Regions from separate parts of the Homo sapiens genome. Here all the other regions are linked to region 1. A link is a contact called in ENCODE Hi-C or POLR2A ChIA-PET data. All regions are on one chromosome and are shown on one strand. The core of a region is the stretch at or near the end of the contact, and the rest is flanking DNA. Distances in the headings are between cores, read along the strand shown. Region 1 holds the start of BRD2 (bromodomain containing 2). Region 2 holds the start of WHR1 (winged helix repair factor 1). Region 3 holds the start of ATF6B (activating transcription factor 6 beta). Region 4 holds the start of RNF5 (ring finger protein 5). Region 5 holds the start of TSBP1-AS1 (TSBP1 and BTNL2 antisense RNA 1). Region 6 holds the start of ITPR3 (inositol 1,4,5-trisphosphate receptor type 3). Region 7 overlaps BTNL2 (butyrophilin like 2).

Evidence for each region. Hi-C counts contacts between places; a loop is a spot of excess contacts on that map. ChIA-PET counts read pairs that join two places held with the same protein, here RNA polymerase II (POLR2A). Pooled maps may share reads with other maps.
Region 2: a loop to region 1 is called in a map of right cardiac atrium, with 7 times the contacts of the local background. The contact joins the promoter of WHR1 here to the promoter of BRD2 in region 1. A Hi-C loop is called at or near these places in 3 of 168 maps with a recorded cell type or tissue (Right ventricle myocardium inferior, right cardiac atrium and vagina) and 12 of 50 pooled maps. POLR2A ChIA-PET finds 5 or more read pairs at or near these places in 4 of 52 experiments (CD4-positive, alpha-beta T cell, CD4-positive, alpha-beta memory T cell, HEK293 and 1 more).
Region 3: a loop to region 1 is called in a map of CD8-positive, alpha-beta T cell, with 7 times the contacts of the local background. The contact joins the promoter of ATF6B here to the promoter of BRD2 in region 1. A Hi-C loop is called at or near these places in 3 of 168 maps with a recorded cell type or tissue (CD8-positive, alpha-beta T cell, heart left ventricle and naive thymus-derived CD4-positive, alpha-beta T cell), 2 of 37 single-sample maps with no recorded cell type and 13 of 50 pooled maps. POLR2A ChIA-PET finds 5 or more read pairs at or near these places in 22 of 52 experiments (AG04449, AG04450, CD4-positive, alpha-beta T cell and 17 more).
Region 4: a loop to region 1 is called in a map of endothelial cell of umbilical vein, with 6 times the contacts of the local background. The contact joins the promoter of RNF5 here to the promoter of BRD2 in region 1. A Hi-C loop is called at or near these places in 10 of 168 maps with a recorded cell type or tissue (B cell, CD4-positive, alpha-beta memory T cell, IMR-90 and 6 more), 7 of 37 single-sample maps with no recorded cell type and 30 of 50 pooled maps. POLR2A ChIA-PET finds 5 or more read pairs at or near these places in 22 of 52 experiments (A549, AG04449, AG04450 and 16 more).
Region 5: a pooled map shows a loop between it and region 1 (4-fold over the local background). The contact joins the promoter of TSBP1-AS1 here to the promoter of BRD2 in region 1. A Hi-C loop is called at or near these places in 1 of 50 pooled maps. POLR2A ChIA-PET finds 5 or more read pairs at or near these places in 3 of 52 experiments (Panc1, WTC11 and activated T-cell).
Region 6: a loop to region 1 is called in a pooled map, with 11 times the contacts of the local background. The contact joins the promoter of ITPR3 here to the promoter of BRD2 in region 1. A Hi-C loop is called at or near these places in 5 of 50 pooled maps. POLR2A ChIA-PET finds 5 or more read pairs at or near these places in 5 of 52 experiments (CD4-positive, alpha-beta T cell, activated CD4-positive, alpha-beta T cell, activated CD4-positive, alpha-beta memory T cell and 2 more).
Region 7: a pooled map shows a loop between it and region 1 (3-fold over the local background). The contact joins the enhancer-like site here to the promoter of BRD2 in region 1. A Hi-C loop is called at or near these places in 1 of 50 pooled maps. POLR2A ChIA-PET finds 5 or more read pairs at or near these places in 2 of 52 experiments (HCT116 and MCF 10A).

What each region holds. Positions count from the first base shown.
Region 1 is chr6:32,966,923-32,969,991 of GRCh38, reverse strand. BRD2 (bromodomain containing 2) reads right to left here and starts at 1,398. Exons shown (of 13, transcript NM_005104.4): 1 at 936-1,398. LOC124901302 (a long non-coding RNA gene) reads left to right here and starts at 1,471. Exons shown (of 3, transcript NR_190904.1): 1 at 1,471-1,847. RefSeq lists enhancers at 1-165, 1-483, 1,782-2,321.
Region 2 is chr6:31,970,964-31,974,032 of GRCh38, reverse strand. WHR1 (winged helix repair factor 1) reads right to left here and starts at 1,670. Exons shown (of 7, transcript NM_004197.2): 1 at 1,522-1,670; 2 at 1,276-1,412. The coding sequence starts at 1,621. DXO (decapping exoribonuclease) reads left to right here and starts at 1,895. Exons shown (of 7, transcript NM_005510.4): 1 at 1,895-2,104; 2 at 2,352-2,713; 3 at 2,886-3,069. The coding sequence starts at 2,358. RefSeq lists an enhancer at 1,398-2,108.
Region 3 is chr6:32,126,811-32,129,879 of GRCh38, reverse strand. ATF6B (activating transcription factor 6 beta) reads left to right here and starts at 1,634. Exons shown (of 18, transcript NM_004381.5): 1 at 1,634-1,763; 2 at 2,130-2,209; 3 at 2,360-2,438; 4 at 2,686-2,777. The coding sequence starts at 1,673. FKBPL (FKBP prolyl isomerase like) reads left to right here. Exons shown (of 2, transcript NM_022110.4): 2 at 26-1,173. The coding sequence starts at 100. The coding sequence ends at 1,149.
Region 4 is chr6:32,176,586-32,179,654 of GRCh38, reverse strand. It overlaps RNF5 (ring finger protein 5), which reads right to left and starts at 1,250. Exons shown (of 6, transcript NM_006913.4): 1 at 1,004-1,250; 2 at 96-114; 3 at 1-4. The coding sequence starts at 1,143. It also overlaps a transcript of AGPAT1 not described here. RefSeq lists an enhancer at 962-1,490.
Region 5 is chr6:32,253,540-32,256,608 of GRCh38, reverse strand. It overlaps TSBP1-AS1 (TSBP1 and BTNL2 antisense RNA 1), which reads right to left and starts at 1,436. Exons shown (of 4, transcript NR_136245.1): 1 at 1,195-1,436. RefSeq lists enhancers at 283-939, 940-1,597.
Region 6 is chr6:33,619,895-33,622,963 of GRCh38, reverse strand. ITPR3 (inositol 1,4,5-trisphosphate receptor type 3) reads right to left here and starts at 1,642. Exons shown (of 58, transcript NM_002224.4): 1 at 1,273-1,642. The coding sequence starts at 1,361. RefSeq lists enhancers at 1-168, 169-718 and silencers at 1,240-1,425, 1,305-1,454, 1,465-1,634, 1,685-1,804, 1,835-2,144.
Region 7 is chr6:32,396,121-32,399,189 of GRCh38, reverse strand. It overlaps BTNL2 (butyrophilin like 2), which reads left to right. Exons shown (of 8, transcript NM_001304561.2): 5 at 2,804-3,069. All of the region lies in intron 2 of TSBP1-AS1 (TSBP1 and BTNL2 antisense RNA 1), which reads right to left. Among named protein-coding and RNA genes, the nearest start is that of HCG23, 7.1 kb to the right of the region's middle. Within about 2 kb of position 1,474, at least 2 of the 41 ENCODE cell types and tissues checked have a DNase peak (open chromatin) inside an H3K27ac peak, as active enhancers do.

The sequences.
Region 1 (3,069 bases), core at 149-2,648:
CCAGGGAGGCTACTGCTACTCAGTAATTTGGGAAAGTAACTCTTTCCTCCTTTCCGTTCCCTCCCCCGCAGTACACAAGGAGAGAACTGTTCAGGACTGGGGGAGGGGATGAGGGAGGCGATGGAAGAGGCCACCCTGGAGAAACCCGAAACCTTGGGAGCTGTGAAATCATTCCAGGTCCCGAGCCTCCCTCGCATCTCAGACCATGCTGTCTAGACCCCCTACTGCCAGCACCCACCTTGGGCCTGGTTTCTGTTCCTAAGCAGACCTCAAGCTTTCAGCTTGTAAGCACCCCAGCCTGGAGTAGACACGTGCTCAGTAAAGACCCTACAGGGGCAAAAGGCCCCACAGGCCGTGTCCACGTGAATGCACACAAATTCGGTAAGCGACTCGAAGCGTAACCTCCAGCCTGCGGTGTGACGACTGGAGCTCCCCTACCGCGGACACAAAGGGCGCACAGCAATGCTCCCTCCAGAGGCTCTGGGGAGAAAGGAAGTTGGCGCCTGGGAACAACCTCAGTTCACAACATGGGTGGCCAACTCCTAAAGCATTCACATCCACGGGTAGGGGCCACAGCCACCACTCCTCAGCCCACCGCCAGGTCACCCCTCCCTCGGCCGCCGATGGATCCCTTCTCACCTGGCTCCCGGCTGCTGTACCCCCAGGGGACGAATGGAATAGGGGGGGCCACACCGCCCCCTAACCCCTTTGCCCTCCAATGGGTACGGAGGCATGAGGCTGGCCATTCCCCTCCCCCCCCATGGCCCTCTCCCGCTCGCCCCCCCTCCACGCTCCCATTGGCTGTAAAAGGTTTGAAGGACAAATCTTCCCACTCTCAGGATTCTTTCCTGAACCCCAAGAATCCCCCTCCCGGACTCCCCACCATTGGTTAAGCACTTGACTGACATCTCCGCCCCACAAGGGCCCCTTCTCACCTGGATCCTAAAGCCTTCCAGGGGGCCTCCAAAGTTGCCCTCGGCTTGGTACGGGGTATGTAATCCGGGGTGTCAACCCCCCCCCAGAAAACGAAGCCGTGCTGGGGGAGGGGGCGTAGCCCCCAGCCCCTCCCTTCCCGAACGGGCTGGGGGGGTGGGGAGAGCATCGGGGCCGCGCGGCCACGTCAGCAGCACCCAGATTGGCTGACCGGGGTCACGTGCCCGCTTCCCCCCCACCCCCCGCCTTTCCCCCAGCCACGAGGACCAGCTTTCCGAACGTTCCTGGGGGTCGCGCCAAGGGGCCAAGGGGGCCGCATGGCCCAGGCCTATGTCCCGAAACCCAGAGCGCTATAACGCTGCTGCTTGTCCATATCCCCAGCTTCCTATCCCGCAGTCCTGGACTCTGTCCCCCCCACTCGCCTCTCCATACGAGTTCAGCATGGCTGCCGCAGACCAGGAACACACACAGCGCAGGCGCAAGGGTGCGCCCTGACTGGGGGAGGGGGAAGGAGGGCCAGAGGCTGCGGGGAGAGCCGTAGTGCGCAGGCGTCCGGACCGGAACCGCATCTCCGGCGGCGGGGCTTGGAGCGCGCGCTTTTCGTGGGGCGGGAGCCCGCGCCCGGGTGCTGACCTCCTGCCTCAGCGCCCCCTCCCCCACTACCCGCGGCCTAGCGGGGTAGCCTCGGGTGGCCAGGCTTGTTTCCTCCTCGGTGGGTGTAAGGTGCGGCTTCGCTGGTCCTGGCCTGAATCCAGCGGAAGCGCACGCTGCTGAGCTGTCAGCGGAGGAAAATGGGGCCTGGACCTGGAGATATGAGGGTCTGGAGAGAGGGGCCCCTTCCCTGGTGTCGTGTGGTGCGACCACTGGAGAGGGAGTTTCTCGCCCTCGTCGCGCCTGCCGCGCGGAGAGATAAGGTGCGGACCGCAGATGTGGACTTCGTATTTGGCTTTAGTCTTAGGCAGCCTTAAAATCTCTCCGTGCCGTGAACCTACGCTAGACTTTTCTTTAGTGAGACCTGTGAGTCCCTGGACCGCTCTACCTTCTACGATATTTACCAGCTGATAACTTTTCCTTCTCTATTTATTTCGTAGTGGACCGTTTAAACCTCTTATACTCTTAAAGTTATGATCTCTCCTCTCCCAAGCTTGAGTGAATTCCCCCCAAAATTTTGGAACTGGTAACATAAAATGTTATGGTGATTCAGTTGCCAGCTAAAAAGTAAGCCTTTAATTTGTCATTAGCCGATAACCTCTCCCTTGATTACCCAGAGTATGGTCCAGATTTTCACGCTGCAGACCCTAATCTCTCCTCACCGACAGATGGCACTTCACAGAACAGAAAGGCCAATTTGCAGAACTGGCTTCCCATTTCCCACCTGCAAACTGGGTCAATTGTGTATTCCTTTCTCATTTCACTAGAGGTCCTCCCTTCGGTTTGAGGAAATCCTTTACTATTGACCTGGTCAACCTTCTCTGTTACCCGGAAGCTGTCTTCCCTTCTCCCCCTTTTGACCTTTTTAAACTTTTCTCTTGGTTTCCCCGCTGACAGAAAGATAACAACCCTCTCAATATCGTGCCCTCTTAGAGACTCATGTCTCTCGGCTTCCTTGCACAGCCAAGACCTGAAATTGAAATTATCCTTACTATCTCAATTCTTTGTCACATTCTCTTTCCCCATCCCCACTCTTCAAGCTACCTCTGTCAGGCTGCTACCACCAAAACTTTTCTGGCAGATGTCACCAAGAACCTCCTAACTGGCAAAGTCAGGAAGCACTTTACAGTTCTCACTTTATTTGACCTCTGAGGCATTCGACATTTGATCATGTTTCCTTCCTGACATTCTCTCTACCCTTGACTTCTATACCACTCTCACTTGTTTCTTTTCCTATTTGTGTAACTGTTCCTCTCCAGTCTCAGTAGATTTTTCTTCCTTAGCCCCTTTTTATGTGTTGATATTTGCTGTGATTCTTGTTTGCTTCTAATTTTGTTCAACTTCTCTAGGTAATCTGACTCCATGGCTCAAAGCCTCTGAAGTCTGAATCTTTAGTTCAGACAGCTCTCTAAGCTAAACTTTCTACTAAATATTCCCACTGGGATAACTCTCAGACACCAGTATGTTCAAAATTGATGAAATCAC
Region 2 (3,069 bases), core at 421-2,920, 1.0 Mb after region 1:
GGATTACAGGTGTGAGCCACCGCGCCGGCCTCTGGGTTCCTCTTAACTCAGGCAAGTCCCTCTCTGCCTCTGTCACAGATTCCTCTTCTTCTGCTTTCCCTTTATGTCAGTGGATCTCAAATTTTAAGGCACACTTAAAAAGCACTTGAGGCAGTTCAAAAATGTAGAGTCCCAAATCCCGCCCCAAGAGAGCGTAATTCATTAACCTTGGATGAGTCCCAGGAACCTGTATTTTTTTTAACAAGCAGCCCACGTAATTTTGACACAGGCATAATAACTCAGCTCATATATTCAGTAACACTGCCTTAAATGATGGTGTTTCCCAGCATTGTGGATTTGACCCTATTAACTTCCACTCTAAACCTGGAGTCCTTAACCACGGACCTCGCAGGATTAGTAAAATATTTCCCCCCTAACTATACATACACCCTATGTATATGTGGCAAACGTGCATTTTTCTGGAGAGAGATAGCCATAGCTTTTATCACCTTCTAAAGATTACAAAAAGGTTAGAAATCACTCCTCTACCCACTCTTCCTACTGGATCTCACCACATCACAGAATTAACCACTTGCTATTCACACCTCCATGACTTGTAATTCTATTATCACTGGCCCAGAATTCTCTCCAACTCTCATATCCAACTGTCTAATACCTTTGTCTTTGGATGCTCCACATGCACCATCAACTCAACTTGTATAAAATTAAACACATTATCTGTAGTCCAACAACTAAATGTGCTCCTAATACCACCAGCCACGCAGTCATCTGGAAAGTCTGAGTTGTCCTGGACTCCTCCCTCTTCCTCACTCTCCTCTCCCTCCCTACTGCACTGACCTAATTTAGGCCTTCACCACTTCTCAGATGCAGTATCTTCTTAGCTGACCTCCCTGCCTCATCCACTATCTCCAATACACCATTCCCTCTCTCTATGATATTCTCTACCAGCCCATCGCCTCAGTGTAAGATGGAAACAACACTGATGTACAAGGCCTGTCATGATCTGACGTCTGACTGCACTCCCAGCGCTGTATGTTCGAACCATGCCCCATGACTCGGTTTCCCCAAAAGCCTCGTTCTTCTACCTCCATGATTTGAAATGCCCTGTACTACCTGCGGGACTTTTAACAGGGTCTCTGTGGCACCCCAGTGCCTGGCACAGTGCCCTCGCCTGAAAGGCCTAATGCTTGCTGAACGGCTGGCGGAGTGACTGAGTGACAGGGAATTCCAGGAGTTAGGAAAGGGGCTTCCGGCGGTCGCACCGACGCCCCTCACCAGCTGCCGGTCGGCCACGGTCCTGTCAGGCACAAGGCTGTACACCTGGCTCCTCAGCACGATGGGCGGCAGCGCGTCCTCAAACAGGCCTCGCGGGAACAGCTGCATGAGTTCTGAGACAGCCGCGCGCGCCGACCCTGGGCAGATAAATCGGCTCACGGACAGGGAACTGGGGCGGGGACGCGGTTCTAACAAAACTCTCGGCTACCGGAAGCGAGGCCCCACCCCCGGGGTTGCCATGGTTACCTGGCTCACCCCGAAGAGGATCCGACTCCACAGGCCCTCGCTTCCGCCGCCTCTTAACTCCAAAGGTCTCCGGGATCAGGTGATGCCTCTTCCAGCTCATATCCCGGGATTTTATGGTACCGGGGAAGGGGTAGGAATGGAGGGAAGAGAACCTGAAAATAGGGTCTTCCGGCGCAGAGCAGTGACGTACGGTCTCCCCGGGCGTCCCTCCTAGACCAGGTGATGACGAAAGGAGCGTCAACTTGTCGTCCCTCAGGCCCGTCAGTGCTGGGAGGGGCGGTGGCGACGCACATACCAGCATCACCTCCGCCAGGCCGGGCCCCACGCCGGCCGCGGATTGGCTCCCTCCAAGGGCACGCACGCCCGGGGACTCGTTGGCGGCGTGGAGGGGCGCCGGTGGCCACGTTGGTGTCAACCTCCTTCGTGAAGCTCACACCTCCCCCGCCCCGGGAGGGGTTTGCCCGCCACTGTCGCTGAATGATTGCATCATCGAAAGCAGAAAACCACTTTTGCATCCTTCGGCCTCTGGCGTGCCTGCCATGACGTCATAGCTCTGCGGAGGTGGAAGTTGGGGAGCTTTGAGGTAACTGGATTCTTGATCTGAGCGCAGACGTCCTTCCTAACCTCACTGCATTTGGAGGACCTGGAGGGAGGGTGGGTGAAGGGCAAGGAAAGAGGCAGGATGAGAGCTTGGCCGCGGTGGCGTCTGAGGGGCCTGAATGTTTCAAGGCCAGAGCCTGGCGATCAGGTGGCTCGCTTAGTCCTAAACCAGTCATCCTTCTCCAGGCCTCCTCTGTAGAATGGAAACTCTGTACCCCTGCTTGTCTTAGGACCTCATGGATCCCAGGGGGACCAAGAGAGGAGCTGAGAAGACAGAGGTAGCTGAGCCTCGGAACAAACTACCTCGTCCAGCACCTTCTCTGCCCACAGACCCTGCCCTCTACTCTGGGCCCTTTCCTTTCTACCGGCGCCCTTCGGAACTGGGCTGCTTCTCCCTGGATGCTCAACGCCAGTACCATGGAGATGCCCGAGCCCTGCGCTACTATAGCCCACCCCCCACTAACGGTCCAGGCCCCAACTTTGACCTCAGAGACGGATACCCGGATCGATACCAGCCCCGGGACGAGGAGGTCCAGGAAAGGCTGGACCACCTGCTGTGCTGGCTCCTGGAACACCGAGGCCGGTTGGAGGGGTGAGCAAAGCGTGGTAGGCAGTATATCTGGAGACCCGTACCTACCCTCTAAAATTAGGAGAGCCAAAGCCGGGGTGAGAATCAGTCCTTAGAAGAAACAAGACTATTCTTCGAGGGGAGCATCTCACTAATGCTTGTGTCAGACCTTCAGCCTGTAACTCCTGCCTCTCAGGGGTCCAGGCTGGCTGGCAGAGGCCATAGTGACGTGGCGGGGGCACCTGACAAAACTGCTGACGACACCGTATGAGCGGCAGGAGGGCTGGCAGCTGGCAGCCTCCCGGTTCCAGGGAACACTATACCTGAGTGAAGTGGAGACACCGAACGCTCGGGCCCAGAGGCTTGCTCGGCCACCGCTC
Region 3 (3,069 bases), core at 385-2,884, 840 kb after region 1:
TAGCATTGTTTGGTTTTCTTTTCAGGTGCTGACCTGAACCTGGTTCATCCCTTTCTGACCAAAACTGTTCACTCACCGTGGAAGGGACTAAGCATCCATATGGAGACGCCACCAGTCAATACAATTGGAGAAAAGGACACCTCTCAGCCGCAACAAGAGTGGGAAAAGAACCTTCGGGAGAACCTTGATTCAGTTATTCAGATTAGGCAGCAGCCCCGAGACCCTCCTACCGAAACGCTTGAGCTGGAAGTAAGCCCAGATCCAGCCAGCCAAATTCTAGAGCATACTCAAGGAGCTGAAAAACTGGTTGCTGAACTTGAAGGAGACTCTCATAAGTCTCATGGATCAACCAGTCAGATGCCAGAGGCCCTTCAAGCTTCTGATCTCTGGTACTGCCCCGATGGGAGCTTTGTCAAGAAGATCGTAATCCGTGGCCATGGCTTGGACAAACCCAAACTAGGCTCCTGCTGCCGGGTACTGGCTTTGGGGTTTCCTTTCGGATCAGGGCCGCCAGAGGGCTGGACAGAGCTAACTATGGGCGTAGGGCCATGGAGGGAGGAAACTTGGGGGGAGCTCATAGAGAAATGCTTGGAGTCCATGTGTCAAGGTGAGGAAGCAGAGCTTCAGCTGCCTGGGCACTCTGGACCTCCTGTCAGGCTCACACTGGCATCCTTCACTCAAGGCCGAGACTCCTGGGAGCTGGAGACTAGCGAGAAGGAAGCCCTGGCCAGGGAAGAACGTGCAAGGGGCACAGAACTATTTCGAGCTGGGAACCCTGAAGGAGCTGCCCGATGCTATGGACGGGCTCTTCGGCTGCTCCTGACTTTACCCCCACCTGGCCCTCCAGAACGAACTGTCCTTCATGCCAATCTGGCTGCCTGTCAGTTGTTGCTAGGGCAGCCTCAGTTGGCAGCCCAGAGCTGTGACCGGGTGTTGGAGCGGGAGCCTGGCCATTTAAAGGCCTTATACCGAAGGGGGGTTGCCCAGGCTGCCCTTGGGAACCTGGAAAAAGCAACTGCTGACCTCAAGAAGGTGCTGGCGATAGATCCCAAAAACCGGGCAGCCCAGGAGGAACTGGGGAAGGTGGTCATTCAGGGGAAGAACCAGGATGCAGGGCTGGCTCAGGGTCTGCGCAAGATGTTTGGCTGATTAAAAGTTAAACCTTAAAAGAGACAGGAACTTGTGAATTGTGGTCTGTGCTGTGAGATTTGGGGGTGGGGGGCCAGAGGGAAGGTTTCAGCCCATATCCCATTCTCAGCTTTTGGCTTCCTAGGGGAGGTAGCAGTGGTCACAGTGCGCCCCTTTTGAGGGGCTTATCTATCTCCGAGGACACATAGAAGCTGTCTAAACTAAACTTAGTAGTGGCTGGGGGAGATGGTGGACCTTAATACTGGGTACTACATCTCCCAGGCGCTTTATCACTGGAGCCTGTTTGGCGCATGCGCTTGGCGGTATGGCACTGTCTGGAAGTTACTTCCTGCTGCTGTGCTCCCATTGGGCCCGCCTACACAGTCATCCGCATCTGTTGATTCACGTGCTCAGCACCCAGGTCTCTTACTGGTCGGTAGAGCTTCCGGGACGCCCCCTTTTTTGAAAGAGTCAACTGATTAGTTGGTGATGGGGAGAGGCGGGCCTTGGGAACCGTCTCCTGGTTGGGGGGTGGGGGGGAAAGATGGCGGAGCTGATGCTGCTCAGCGAGATTGCTGACCCGACGCGTTTCTTCACCGACAACCTGCTTAGCCCGGAGGACTGGGGTCTGCAGAGTGAGGCACCGGGGAGGGGAGAGGGCTGTGGCAAACTGTCCCTGAGGCACGCGGGAAAGAAGCGGGGGCCTAAAGAGGAAGTCTGGGCAAATACGGAATCCGCCATCTGAAGGAGAGCGGAGCAGGGGGCTCGTTGTGCATTAAGGGGGATACAAAAGTCAGGGAAGAACTCTGCTCCCTGCTGGAACGTCGAGTTGTTCCGGGGTCGGGGAAGGAGGGGCTGAAGCGCCCTGGTTGTATCACTTTTCAAGTGGGCGGGCGGTGGGTCTGGCCGAGCGGAGCCAATGAGGGATGGGGCGGGGGCTTGTGTGCGATCTGTAGGCTGGGGCCACCGAACGACCCCCCGACGCTCAGCATTTCTTGCAGACAGCACCTTGTATTCTGGCCTAGATGAAGTGGCCGAGGAGCAGACGCAGCTCTTCCGTTGCCCGGAGCAGGATGTCCCGGTATTGTGTCCCCAGCCTTTCTCTAACCCTTGGTGGGTGGAAAGTGAGCCCAGAACCTGGACCCATTCACAGGCCATAACTCATCTGGAGTCACCCCTACTTTCTCATCCTTTCTCACACTCCTGCCCTCTTGTATCCTCCCTTATTTAGTTTGACGGCAGCTCCCTGGACGTGGGGATGGATGTCAGCCCCTCTGAGCCCCCATGGGAACTCCTGCCGATCTTCCCAGGTAAGGTAGTCTTTGTCGTTCCCTCAGATTTCCAGAAACCCTCATCTTCCCACTGTTTCCCAGAAACTACGTAGCTTCCTATATCCTCACGCTTCTACATAAGTGCCTATCCTCTCTCCTTCAATCCCCTATTTTTGTTTCTTCTCCCTTGCTGCGGTACAGGAATCCCCACCGACATGTCCTTGGGTACTTTTTGGACTCTTCTTAAGCTCTGCTTCCTGATAATTTCTAACTCCCTTTCCTCCAGATCTTCAGGTGAAGTCTGAGCCATCTTCCCCCTGCTCTTCCTCCTCCCTCAGCTCCGAGTCATCGCGTCTCTCCACAGAGCCATCCAGCGAGGTGAGAGAGCCATATCCCTCTTACTCTCTGTGACGGGGACTCTGCTTCATTCCCTTCACCCGTGGGTGACAAAGAAATGATTTAAATGATTTGTGTGCTATGAGTCATGAGGTGTGTGAGGTGTGGGGGGCCTTCTCCACTACCTTTGCCGTTTCCTTAATATCTTCATTTTCCACATCCCCTTTGGTTATCTAGCAGTGAAGATTTTTTTGTTTGTTTGTTTTTTGTTTTTTGCTTTTTTTTGAGATAGGGCCTCCCTCTGTCACCCAAACTACAGTGTAGTGACAGGGTC
Region 4 (3,069 bases), core at 1-2,500, 790 kb after region 1:
GCCACTGGGGAGAAAAAAGGTGGTTTCCAGTATACAAGAGGGTCTTACAGCTCCTCAGACCTCCCCATTTCCCTCTTCATCTCCTGAGTACGCACCTGATGAAGACATGGCCAACTGGATGGGGGAGAAAAAAAAAAAAAGGTCAAACTAGCTACAGAAAAGAGAGACACAGACCCTAGACTTCGCAGAATCCCATCTAACCCCTCTTCCCAAGCAACCTGCTGTTGCTTTTCAGATTTTCTGCAACCTCTACCATGCCAGCCAACTTAGTTAGCCTTCCTGCTTGTCTGATCTTCCAACACCTAAAGCTCTGTCCATCCTCAACACACTCAACCCTCTCCTTTCTCCTCTCCCCAACAAACACATACAAATTTTCGTGCCCTCTCTTTTCTGCCTTTCAAGTTAATTTCTAATTTCCTTCAGCCACCTCTTTCTGGGTCTCCTCTTTTCAACCCCAACCCCATCACTCCAAACCAAACCCCTTTACTAGCACATTCCCCCATTACTCACTTTCAAGCTCAATAATGTCCCTATCTTTATGACCCTTTAACCTTTCAAGTCTGCCTCTCCACAGTGCCCTTATACCAGCCCCCTCCCAGATCTCATCTGAATGTGATCCATATTTCCTGGTTCTCCCCGACTCAACTGATGCGTGCCTCCCTTAACCTTTGTGTCTCACTTGTTTCCACCTGCACAGCTAAGACCCCTCACTTCTCTGGGGTAAGGTGGCTCGGGTCTCACATTGTCCTGCCACTCCCCGCCCCACCTTCTCTTCTCAGCACATCACGTGCCTCAGCTCCTGGTTCCTAAGACCTTTCTTTCCACAGATCTCGACCGTTATACTCCCACCCACACATACCAGCAAAGTCTTATGTCTCCTGTCGGGCTTCACCTATGGGAACGTGCCCTCCGATTATCTGTATGACTGTATGATTATTCGCTCCTAGCCTCTCCAGTATATAAGCGAGACCCACCACCTCCCGCCCCCCTCCTCGATTCTCACCAGTACAGGTGGCCACACACACTGACCACAGCTTCCCGAGCAGTCTCCAAACATATATTACATTCGAAGGTCGCGCCCGCCCCGCCCCGCTCGCGATTTGGCCCTTCGGGGCCCCCGTCCTCCTCCTCCGCTGCTGCCATGGCCGGTTTTGTTTCGCCCCACGTACCCTTCAGTCCCCCCAAATACACATACACACGCCCCAACAAACCAGAAACCACCTCCTGCCCACGATCGTTGGGCAGGCTTCAAGGTTTCCTAATCACTATTGGTCTGAATGCCTGCCAGTCACAAAGAATTCAAAAGAAAGGATTGGCCCAAAGGGTAGGGGCGGGAAAAGGTTAGTGCAGTCCTGCCTTCGCACAATGGCTATTGGCTGATACGGTCTAAGTCAATGTGCAATGCCAAGGGATTGGTAATAACTCGCTACACGCTGTCGCCTGGCCAAGGAGGGCTTTATTCGTCTGAGTAGTTGTCAGTCATAACCAAAGCCATAAGCAATTTGCTCGGGACTACCTATAGACCTCGCCCACTATAAGCCCCTTTCTTTCCTTCGCTTCCTCTTTTAGAGAATGTCCGGATTGCTATTGGACTTTGGAGCGTATGGCTCCAAATCAACTCATTGGCTAAAACTTGACGGAAAATGGTGGTTAGGTAAAACGCGCCTGCGCAGCACGCGGCGGGACGGGGGTGGGCCAATCCTGTGAGGGTTTAACCTTCTCTTTTTCCACCTCTTCACCCCTATCTTGTCGCCATGGTGACTGCTCTACAATTGGCGAGGCTTGCACTTCAAAGTCCTAGGCTCGCTTCATCCGGGTCCTTCAGCTGTGGACTTTCTGCTGATTGGGCCTTTTCCTTTTCCCCTGATTGGCCGACATCGGGAAAGACGGCGAAGAGCTAGGAAAAGAGGGAAAACACTAGGGTCGCAGGGTTCAAAATGGCTCCAACCTCCTTTGGTGACGTAGAGAGCAGAACTTGGGTCTGCCCCTCCCTTTTAGTTAAGGGAGCAGAACTGGGATTAGCCCGACGTTTGGATAGTGGGAACATCGATCTGCGGCGCTGGTGTTAACCCAACTCATTCGGCTGGACGACTCAGCCCTCCCCATATTAGGTGATTTACAGAGCAAAACTGAACTAAAGGCCCACCCCTTTCTTAATGTTGTACACAGAGTAGAACAGGATTGACTTCAACTCCGTTTTAAACCTTCAGAGCAGGAAAGCTCTGGGCTCAACCCCTTTGTGAGTGGTGCAAAAGGGACAAAGCCCGCCCCTTTTAAGGAGACCCGCGGAGGCTAGACCCGCCCTTTCCTCTTTATAATTTGCCCATCAGAAATAGGGTCTTCTTCCCAGGTTGGACCCCGGGGAGTTTGGGCTTTTCCTACAATCACTGACCCTCACTGTGACTAAAGGAGCAGAATTAGGTAACAGTCCTCCCACTACCAATCCTCTTCCCGAGGGCATGTAAACTAATGCAGGGTAAAGGTGTGGCTAGAGGGGGGACCTTGATAAAAGATCCCATGTGACTCAAGAGTAAGGAAAGATGAGAAGTTAGCAGTTGCGTAAAGAAGGACTGGGGCAGATGAGGATTCAGGAAGCTTGAGGTTTAGGAAGGAAGATATTGAGAGGGAAAGGTGGAAATGAAGGAGAGTGAAGTGATGGAATGATCCTAGTAAAGGGATAATGGGAGTGGAGGAAGAGAAGAGGGGGTGGAAAACTAGATACATGGCTACCAAATTAAGGAGGCACGCGCATTCCAGAGGAATCGGCATTCTTCCTCACTTTTTATTTTTCTAGAAAGCACCCCTGAAGCCAAATTTCCATTGGAAGAAAAGATGTACCCATATTGTATGTTGTGAGAAGGGGTTGTCTCAGCTTGGGCAAGTAAGGAGACTGATACGAAGGAAGTAGGAAAGAAAAGGTACAGAGGTAAAAGAGCATGGAAAAGGAAAGGGTCAGGGATAAGGCCAAAGAGATCTCTTCTCTTTAAAGGCCAGAGAAGGCAGGTGGAGGGGGGAGCTGGACTGCTGGGAGATAGTGAGGGACAAAGGGCAAAGGAAACCAGACCAGAG
Region 5 (3,069 bases), core at 187-2,686, 710 kb after region 1:
GAAAGAAAAAGCATTATTTATAGGAGAACAACAATTAGAATTACAGTGGATTTCTCACCAAAAAACCCAAAACAGGAAGAAAGTAGCACAACATTTTTCAACTGCTAAAAAATAAGACCTATCAGCCCAGAAGCTTATATCCAGAGATAATACTCCGAGGAAACTTCAAACACATTTTTAGCAATGTTACAGAATAGTAATCAATTGTATTCCTCTATGCTAGCAATAAAAAGTAGGAAGCCAAAACTGAAGCACAGTACTATTTACAACCACTCCAAAGAAAATTAAATATTTAAGTATAAATCTAACAAAATATGTACAGAATCAGCAGGCTGAAAACTACAAAATGCTGATGAAAAAATAAAAATAGATCTAAACAAACGGAGAGACATGCAGTGTCATTTAACTGGAAGACAACAAAGATGTCAATTCTCTTCAAATCGGTCTATAGGTTTAACACATTTCCTATCAAAAGCTTCCTTTTGTAGATATAGACAAACTGGTCCTAAAATCTATATGTAAAGTCAAAAGAACAAAAATTGCTAAAACAATATTTAAAAAGAATAGTAAAGTAGGAAGAATCACACTATCCAATGTTAACATTTACTACTGTAGATTGCCAGGCCAAGATGGCTGATTAGAAACAGCTATGGTCCACAGCACTCACAGAGAGGAACAAAAGAGGCAAGTGAATACAGCATCTTCAACTGAAATATCCAGGTACTTGCATTGGGACTCATCAGGAAAACAACTCGACCCACAGAGAACAAAGAAAAGCTGGATGGGGCGACAGCCCCCCTGGGAGCGACACAGAGCCAAAGGAACCCCCACTCCCAGCCAAGGGAAGAAGTGAGTGATGGTGCGACCTCAGGAAACCATGCTTCTCCCATGGATCTTTGCGACTGGTGGATCAGGAGATTCCCTCATGAGCCCATGCCACCAAGGCCTTGGGTCCGACACACACACAGCTGTGTGGAGTCTTGGCAGAGCAGCTGCTCAGACACACACAGAGACCCACGAGCTTTACATACTCTGGCCCAGGGCGGAGCGCAGGAAGGGCCCCAAAACAGATCATATCACAACTGTTGTTCTGGGAGAAAGTAAAAGTCAAAAAAGCATTGCATTTAATTCAGGTTTCAGCCAAACTGCGAGATACCACGTTATTTAAGAGGCAGGCGGAGGAAGGAAACCTACCGCTTTGGAAGAGGCGGAGGAAATCGCTTTCTTCCCTGTGACTCAGCCCTGGAGGAATTTCCCTTTTGAAATCTTGCGGTGTTGAGTAGGACCGCCAGGCCGGCAAGCAGGAGGCGGCCTCCTCGTAACCGCCAGGCGGCGACACCTAGGGCGGCGCGGCCAGGAGGCGGGACCCCTTCTCCCCTCGCTGTTCCCCCTCGCGCCCCTTCTCCTCTCACATTTCCCCCTCACAAGCCTTCTCCCCTCCTGGTTCCCCCTCAAGCGCCTTCTCTCCTCAAATCTCCCTCAGCTTCCTTCTCTCCCTCCCATTTCTCTCCCCATTCTTTTACCTCTCCTAGTCCCGCCTTCCCCAGCACGATGGCACCTCTCTCGCCCTAAATCTTCTCCCCACTCCTCTCAACCCACTGACCGCCCTCGCCTCCCCACCCCCATCCCCTCTTCCCGCACGCACTGTCTACCTTTCTGCCCCTCCGCACTCCCGGACTTCTCAAGCACATACACCCAGCCTCATCTCACCCAACCCGGCCTATTCACTCCCTGAACCACCCCACCCCATCATCCTCTTCCTCCCCCATCTTCCTCCTCCCCAGTAGCTCTTCCCCCTCTTCCTCCTCACTTCCCCACCCCGTCACACCCCCCTCCCTCTCCCTGCCCTCGGTCTCTTCACTCCATCTCCTCCCTTTCACTGTGCTGTTTCGCGGTAGGAAGAGAAGAGTGGTGATACCTGAGGAATAAAAGGTATAACTCCCTCCCCAAACACTGCTAAAATGACTCTGAAAATAAATAATCAGGCAGACAAGGGGAACAGGGAACAGCAACAGACTGTAATGCTTTTCTGGAAAACTGGTGAAAAGCGGAGCTGATGAAAGTGGAACCTATTGTGCATCCAAAGAAATGCTACACAGAAGGAAAACCACTGTTTAGACAGAGCCCTAAATCTCTAGAAATGGAAAGCTAAAAACTAAGAAAGTCTAGGGTAAGAGGGTAAACCTGAAAAAGATGGACCTATTGAAAATCTGTATAAGAAGGAGTTAGGGCTGAGATCTTTCCCTTATTCTTGGTCTGCACATCCATGAACCTAACTTTCCCCCAATACCATTTTTGACTTAAAACAAGAATCAGTAAACTTTTTCTATAAAGGGCCAAATGTTTACTTTGGCTTTGTAGGTCCCTATGGGCTCCATCACAACTACTCACCTCTGCCTTTATAGCACAAAAGCAGTCATAGACAATACATAAATGAATGAAGAACATGGCTATGTTCCAATAAAGCTTTACTTATGGAGACTTAAATTTGAATTTCATATAATTTTCACATGTCACAAAATATTATGTGACATTTTACATGAAATGTAAAAATCATTCTTAGCTCATGGGCTATACAAAAAAAAAAAACAAGTTGCAGACTGTATTTGGCCCATTGGGTGGTAGTTTGCTCATCCCTGGCTTAAAGAAAAAAACAATTAATAAACCAGGAATAAGGCCAGGTGCAGTGGCTCACACCTGCAATCCCAGCACTTTGGGAGGCTGAGGTGGGCTGATCACCGGAGGTCAGGAGTTCAAGATCAGCCTGGCCAACATGGTGAAACCCCCATCTCTACTAAAAATACAAAATTAGCTGGGTATGGTGATGCCTGCCCGTAATCCCAGCTACTTGGGAGGCTGAGGCAGGAGAATCTCTTGAACCCAGCAGGCAGACGTTGCAGTGAGCCGAGATCATGCCATTGCACTCCAGCCTAGGCAACAAGAGCAAAACTCCATCTCAAATAAATAAATAAAATAAATAAATAAACAAACCAGGAATAGAAGAGAACTTCTTTAACCTGATAAAGGGTATCTATTTTTCTTATTCTGAAACACATCTTCCAAAAAGAG
Region 6 (3,069 bases), core at 393-2,892, 650 kb before region 1:
GTGTGAAGGGGAGGGCACCAGGAGGGACCTGGATGGTTCTGCGAGAAGGCGAGCAGGGCAGGCTGGAATGCCAGGTGAGAACTCCCTGCTTGGCAGAGCCAGCCCTCCAATCCCACAATCCATTCCCTTTACACCAAGATGAAAGCTAAACTCCCAGCAACCCTGGGAGAGACCAGTGACCCCTCACCTCCCAGGCTTGGGGTGAGCCGGGCCCTGTCCAGCATCAGTCCTGAGCTGAGGGTGCCAGGTTGTCCTCCAAGGCCATCAGAAAGAAGGCACCACGCGGCTGGCTGGTCCCACTCAGTGGATCAGCAGAGGAGGGTGGGTGTACCCTAGAGGACAGCCATGTGTGGTTGGGAGGATGAGACAATTTAACCCAGGCCCCCAGACTGTAAACGGGACAAAGATAGCCGACCCTGCCCTGGGGTCTGGCTGGAGAAACCACCTACGCTCCCATCCAGCGAATCACATCCAGCTGCTCCTCTGAAGATAAACCCATCCTCTCTACCTAATTTCTCTCCTGCCCTCTCCCTGCTACAGGCCTGGCCCTCTCCAGGGACGTGAACTGATTCCCTGTTCATCCAGCCCAGACCCTGGGAGGTGGCGGCCAGAATTAATTAATGTTTGTGAAGTGCTGGAGAGAAGCTAGAACCAAGGACCCAAGGGCGCCAGATGACCGGCGCAGGAAATTGAATGGGAGAGGCGGGGAGAAGGGGCAGCTGGCCAGGACCTTGAAGCCTGGAAGGGGAGGGCTGAGAAGACACTCCTACTGAAGCTGGGAAGAACAGGGAGAGAGCTGTGAGGAGAAGGTGCGACCCCTCAAAGGCACCACGGGATCGGTAATAGAGGATTACGGGCTCCAAGCTGAGCCTGCCCACTCCCGACAGCTCCGCCCTACCCTCAGAGCCGGGCACGTCTCGGCCCGGCTGCCCTTCCCCAACTCAGCCTCCAGCCACCCACCTGCCCGCCCCCGGGACCACCTGCAAAGGAAGCCTCCGTCCCTCCGCCCCCTCCAAAGGCGTGCGCGGGAGGGTAGAGGCTGCGCCGCCGAGGGAGGCTCCTCCTGCCAACTCCAGTAGGGAGCCCGAGTCCTACCTGAGCAAACACTTCACTTCCTTTCTGTAAAAGAAGGAGGCGAGCCGTTCCCGCTCCTTGAGACTAGGGGGACGTCCAGGCCTCTATCGGGGGGCGGCGGCTGGACGCACGCAGCTGGCACCAGGGCCCACGGCGCCCCCTCTTTACCCGCGCCCCTCTCGAGCTCGGCTCACTCACCCCAAAGTGCTGATGAAGCCATTGACGGAGCCCTCGGCGTACAGGGAGACGATGTCCCCGATGTGAAGAAAGCTGGACATTTCACTCATGGCTGCGGCCCTCCGGGGCCCAGGGCGTGGGGGGCGCCTAGGGGCGCGTGGCCAAGCTCAGTGCGGAGGACTGAGGCGTCCGGGGAGCGGGGAGGGGTACGCTCCCACCTCGGATCCCGACGCTCGGTGCGGCCGGGGCGGGCTGGCGGCCACGGGAGCCAGGAGGCGGCTCGGCGGGGCCCGGGGTCCGGGTGAGGAGGTGCCCACGTCTTGGCGCGCCCGCCGCCCGCCCGCCCCGCCCGGCCCGCGCGTACCTGCAGCGTAGAAGGAGCAGGAAGTCTGGGGCCACCACACACATGCAAATCCCGCCCGGGAGGCGGGGAGGCCACACCCCGCCCCCCCTCCCCCCGCAGCTCGCCCGCCGGCACCCATGTGCACCCGCCTGCCTTCCCGCGCCCCGCGCTCCTCGCGCGTCCGGGGCCCGGCCTCCCGGACGCCGAATGCGCCGCCAGCCCTCCTGATCTCCAGAGGCGTCCTGCAAGGCACCGGGTCTAGGGGGCTCTCGGAGCTGCCATCCCTGGGAGGCCCAGGCGTAGTGGGGAGCTCTCCGCCCTCGGGGTTCCCGGACTATCTGCACCCGGGCCCTCGGCTGGCTAAGAGCCAGTGCAGGCGCCCGCGGAAGGGGGAGTCCAGCTCTCCGGCGGGCGTCACCCCGGAGCCGCTCGCGGAGGGCGCGCCCTGGAGCGCCCTGGCCGCGGCCGCCCTGCGGCCACCGCGCGGTCTCCGCGCCCAGCTGAGAGCAGGCTGGCGCCCAGAGGCGCGCTCATCCCTTTGCAGAGCAAATTCGGGATTCATTTTTCTCAACGTGAAAAGCCTTTTCATTGCACAATAGAAAGTGCTCAGGCTTGGAGGGGAAATGAAGCAATGGGGTGGGTTTTGTTTTTTTTCTCTCCGCATTCCTGTGTACAAAGAGATCCAACTTCCGAATCAGTTCAGCCGCTCCCTCTCCAGGAGTTGGCTCCAAAACTCTTGGCTCCTTCCGTCTTTCCTTTCAAAAAAAAAAAAAAAGCAGGGATGAAAATTACCTTCGCTAGTTGACAGAGCACCCAAGCGCTAACGATGCCAAGTCTGGGTGCCGGCCCCCTGGGAGTGACCCGCTGCGGCAGCGCCGCCAGGCTCTGGCTCCCGAAGTCCTGCCCTCAAATTCGCGTCCCGGGCTCGCTTACTTTCTGTTCTGTTCCCCGGTGCTTGGGTGTTTGCTTCCTAGTCCTTTATTTGAACGCCTAAGATAGGGTGCCCATTGCCACCGCCATCCGATCACTTTTGCTCCCTTCGGACCCCCCAACCCCACTTCCTGAGTTGTGGGGGGGCGTTTGTCCCTGGGAGAGAGGGAGGAGGGGACTCGGTGACTGAAGCAGGAAGAAGAGAGGCTAGGGGAGGGGTGGAGACAGCTAAAAGCAAAGAGACAGCTGCTGACCCTGGGAGGAGAAGAGCCCCAGGCAGTGGTTTTTTTGTTGTTGTTGTTGTTTTGTTTGTTTGTTTGTTTGTTTGTTTTACGAAGACCCCCAGGAACGATGTGGGAGGGAAGGACACCTCCAGGATCGCTAAGTACCGTGTTTTACAGTTTTGTTTTGTTTTTTCACCATGGCAAACAGTAACAAGTTTTACAGCAGACCAGTCCACACCTTCGTCTATATATAAGCAAAACAATAGATCACCAAACAATACTTACTTTTATGACCTTTGATGCATGCTGATATTTTCTATT
Region 7 (3,069 bases), core at 225-2,724, 570 kb after region 1:
AGGAGGTTAACTACTGCATGTTCACACTTATAAGGGGGAGCTGATTGGTGAGAACACATGGATGCATGGCAGGGAACAACACACACTGGACACCTGTTGGGGGATGGGGGAGGGAGAGCATCAGGAAGAACAGCTAATGGATGCTGGGCTTAACACCTGGGTGATGGGATGACCTGTGCAGTAAGCCACCATGGCACATGTTTACCTATGTAACAAACCTGCACATCCTGCACATGTACCCCGGAACTTAAAATTGAAAGAAAAAAAAAGTGGGTTAGGCATAGTGGCTCCCAAGGAGCTTGTATTCTAGTAGAACATCAATTATTAACAAACAGGGCTGCATGATTTTTTTAGCACTTTAAACTTTAGTTTTACTTGGATTCTGGACAAAAGGAGTTTTGTCTGTATCTGTAATGCATCAAATTAATTGAATCTCCATACTTACATTTTGCTTCCTTCAGTCTCCATTGAAGTCAATTTTAGCTCTTAATTACCTATGTCAGGCAGGGCAAGCCAGTTTAAGATCTAATATGTGCACAGGTCACACACGGACAGGGAATAAAATCCTCATATGGATAAAGGAGATGAGGAAACAGTCTGTTTTATTAAGTAATTTACCGTAAGCCATGTGGATGCAGAAACAGCCCCAAACTAATCCCTAGTCCATTTTTTCTGATTCTTGTCTTCAGACTTTAATAGATACATAGGAGAGGAAAATAATATTGTTTTAGGTAAAATTACAGGACAAAGCAAACAAAATGCTGGAAATAACTGGGAGTCAACTGTTACCTGGAATGGAAGGTAATAATCTGAAAATTCAAATTGTGTTGACAGGGACTTTCCTCTCTACAAAGGTAGCTGGCAGTTTTCGGCCAATGACATAATGGGATGTTAACGCCTTTGGCCAGTGACTCTATGCAGAGAACCAACAATTTTATGCTTGTGTTTCTATTATAAATGATCACACCTTATGCAAAACCATTCTTATCATTTAACAGAAAAGGACGACACTTAATTTAGAATAGAGAAAAAATGGCACGGGCAGGGCCTGATGAGAATGGAAAATGTAATATAGCTTGGGCCCAGGAAAGCCCTCAGAGAACATCTTTCCCCACTTTGCACAGTGAGAGAATTAGACCCCTTTTTTACATTCATCATTGTTTCACAATTTGTACTTTGCCGACTTCCCCAATTATTGATCTTAAAATGTTAATTTTAATTTTCAAAATTATTTGAGGACATTCAACTGGTGTGTGTCTATAACTCCACCTATGTGGAGCATTGGGGAAATAAAATATAGCGGCTGGACCAGACTTACAAGGTACTATAAAGTCCACCTAGAGGAAAGCTTCTTCAAATATCATTACCAAAAGTCCACATGAGACATGTTTTTAAACCCCTCCCTATTACCACGTCAGAGGGTGGGGATGGCTCCAACGCCTTCAAGTCTCACAGGTCTGTGCACCTCTGCTCACGCTGCAGGGTCTTCCAGGCACTTAATGCAAACTATTTTGTTCAACTCTGAAACATTATGATTTTGGTAGTTGTATAGCAAATTTACAGTTTAAGAAACTGAGGCATTAAGAAGTAGTTTAAGACAGATTAAGAAGTAGTTTAAAATCATACAGAATTGAAGTGTTAGAAGAAAAACTTTAGACAGACTAAATTTAGCAGAGTCTAACTGAGAAAAGGATGACTCATAAACAAGCCATCCCTCAGAATCAGAACGGTTTCAGAGAATTCAAAGCAGCAATTTGGTCAGACAGCATTTATGGACAGAAAATGGAAATGAGGTACAGAAAACAGAAGTGAGGTACAGAGACAGCTCTATTGGTTGCAGCCTGGCGTTTGCCGATTTGAACAGGGTTTCAACAGTTGGCTGCCTGCAACTAACAGAAGTGCAGCAGCTGCTACTCAGCTATTTATTACAAAAGTGTACTCCTAAGTTAGCCTTAGCTCCTAAGTTAGGCTTATTCATAAAATAATTTTGCAATTAAAACTCTCAGAATAAAATGAGCAATTTATAAATTTGGCCCCAGGATGCCTCTGTACCTGAGTGCTTATGTAACAAACTGCAACCTAAGTTAGGCTTTCAGTAGTTGACGTACTAAGTTAAATTGCAGTTTGTTACATAAGGAGTCAGGTACAGAGGCATCTGGGGCCAAATTTATAAACTGTTCACTTTATTCTGGGTGTTTTTTGTTTGTTTGTTTTTAAAGTCTCGCTTTGTCACCCAGCCTGGAGTGCAGTGGCATGATCTCAGCTCACTGCAACCTCTGCCTCCCGGGTTCGAGCAATTTTTCCACCTCAGCCTCCTGAGTAGCTGGGATTACAGGCACCCACCATCATGCCCGACTAATTTTTGTATTTCTGTAGAGACGGGGTTTCACCATGTTGGCCAGGCTGGTCTTGAACTCCTGACCTCTGGTGATCCACCCGCTTCGGCCTCCCAAAGTGCTGGGATTATAGACTTGAGCCACCACACCCAGCCTATCTGGGAGTTTTAATTGCAAAATTATTTTATTATTGGTCTGTAAACTGAAAAAAATACAGGTAGAAGCAGGTAGGGATTCAATTACTGTTTTACTCAGACTGACACACATCATGGAATGATTCCTCCTTAAAGAAGAGCAACCTCTATTCTGAGTCCATGAAACCCCCACCTCACCTAAGGATGACCCTGAGCCTCACAGCAACCCTGGGATGCTCATGGTTTCTAAACTCCAATGGAGCTGTTCTTAGAGATGACATTATTGGTTCCATTTTGATTCTTTCATTGTGTTTTGTCCACTCTATTTAACAGCTTCTTTAAAAGTGAATGGACCTTCCCAGCCCATCCTCGTCAGAGTGGGAGAAGATATACAGCTAACCTGTTACCTGTCCCCCAAGGCGAATGCACAGAGCATGGAGGTGAGGTGGGACCGATCCCACCGTTACCCTGCTGTGCATGTGTATATGGATGGGGACCATGTGGCTGGAGAGCAGATGGCAGAGTACAGAGGGAGGACTGTACTGGTGAGTGACGCCATTGACGAGGGCAGACTGACCCTGCAGATACTCAGTGCCAGA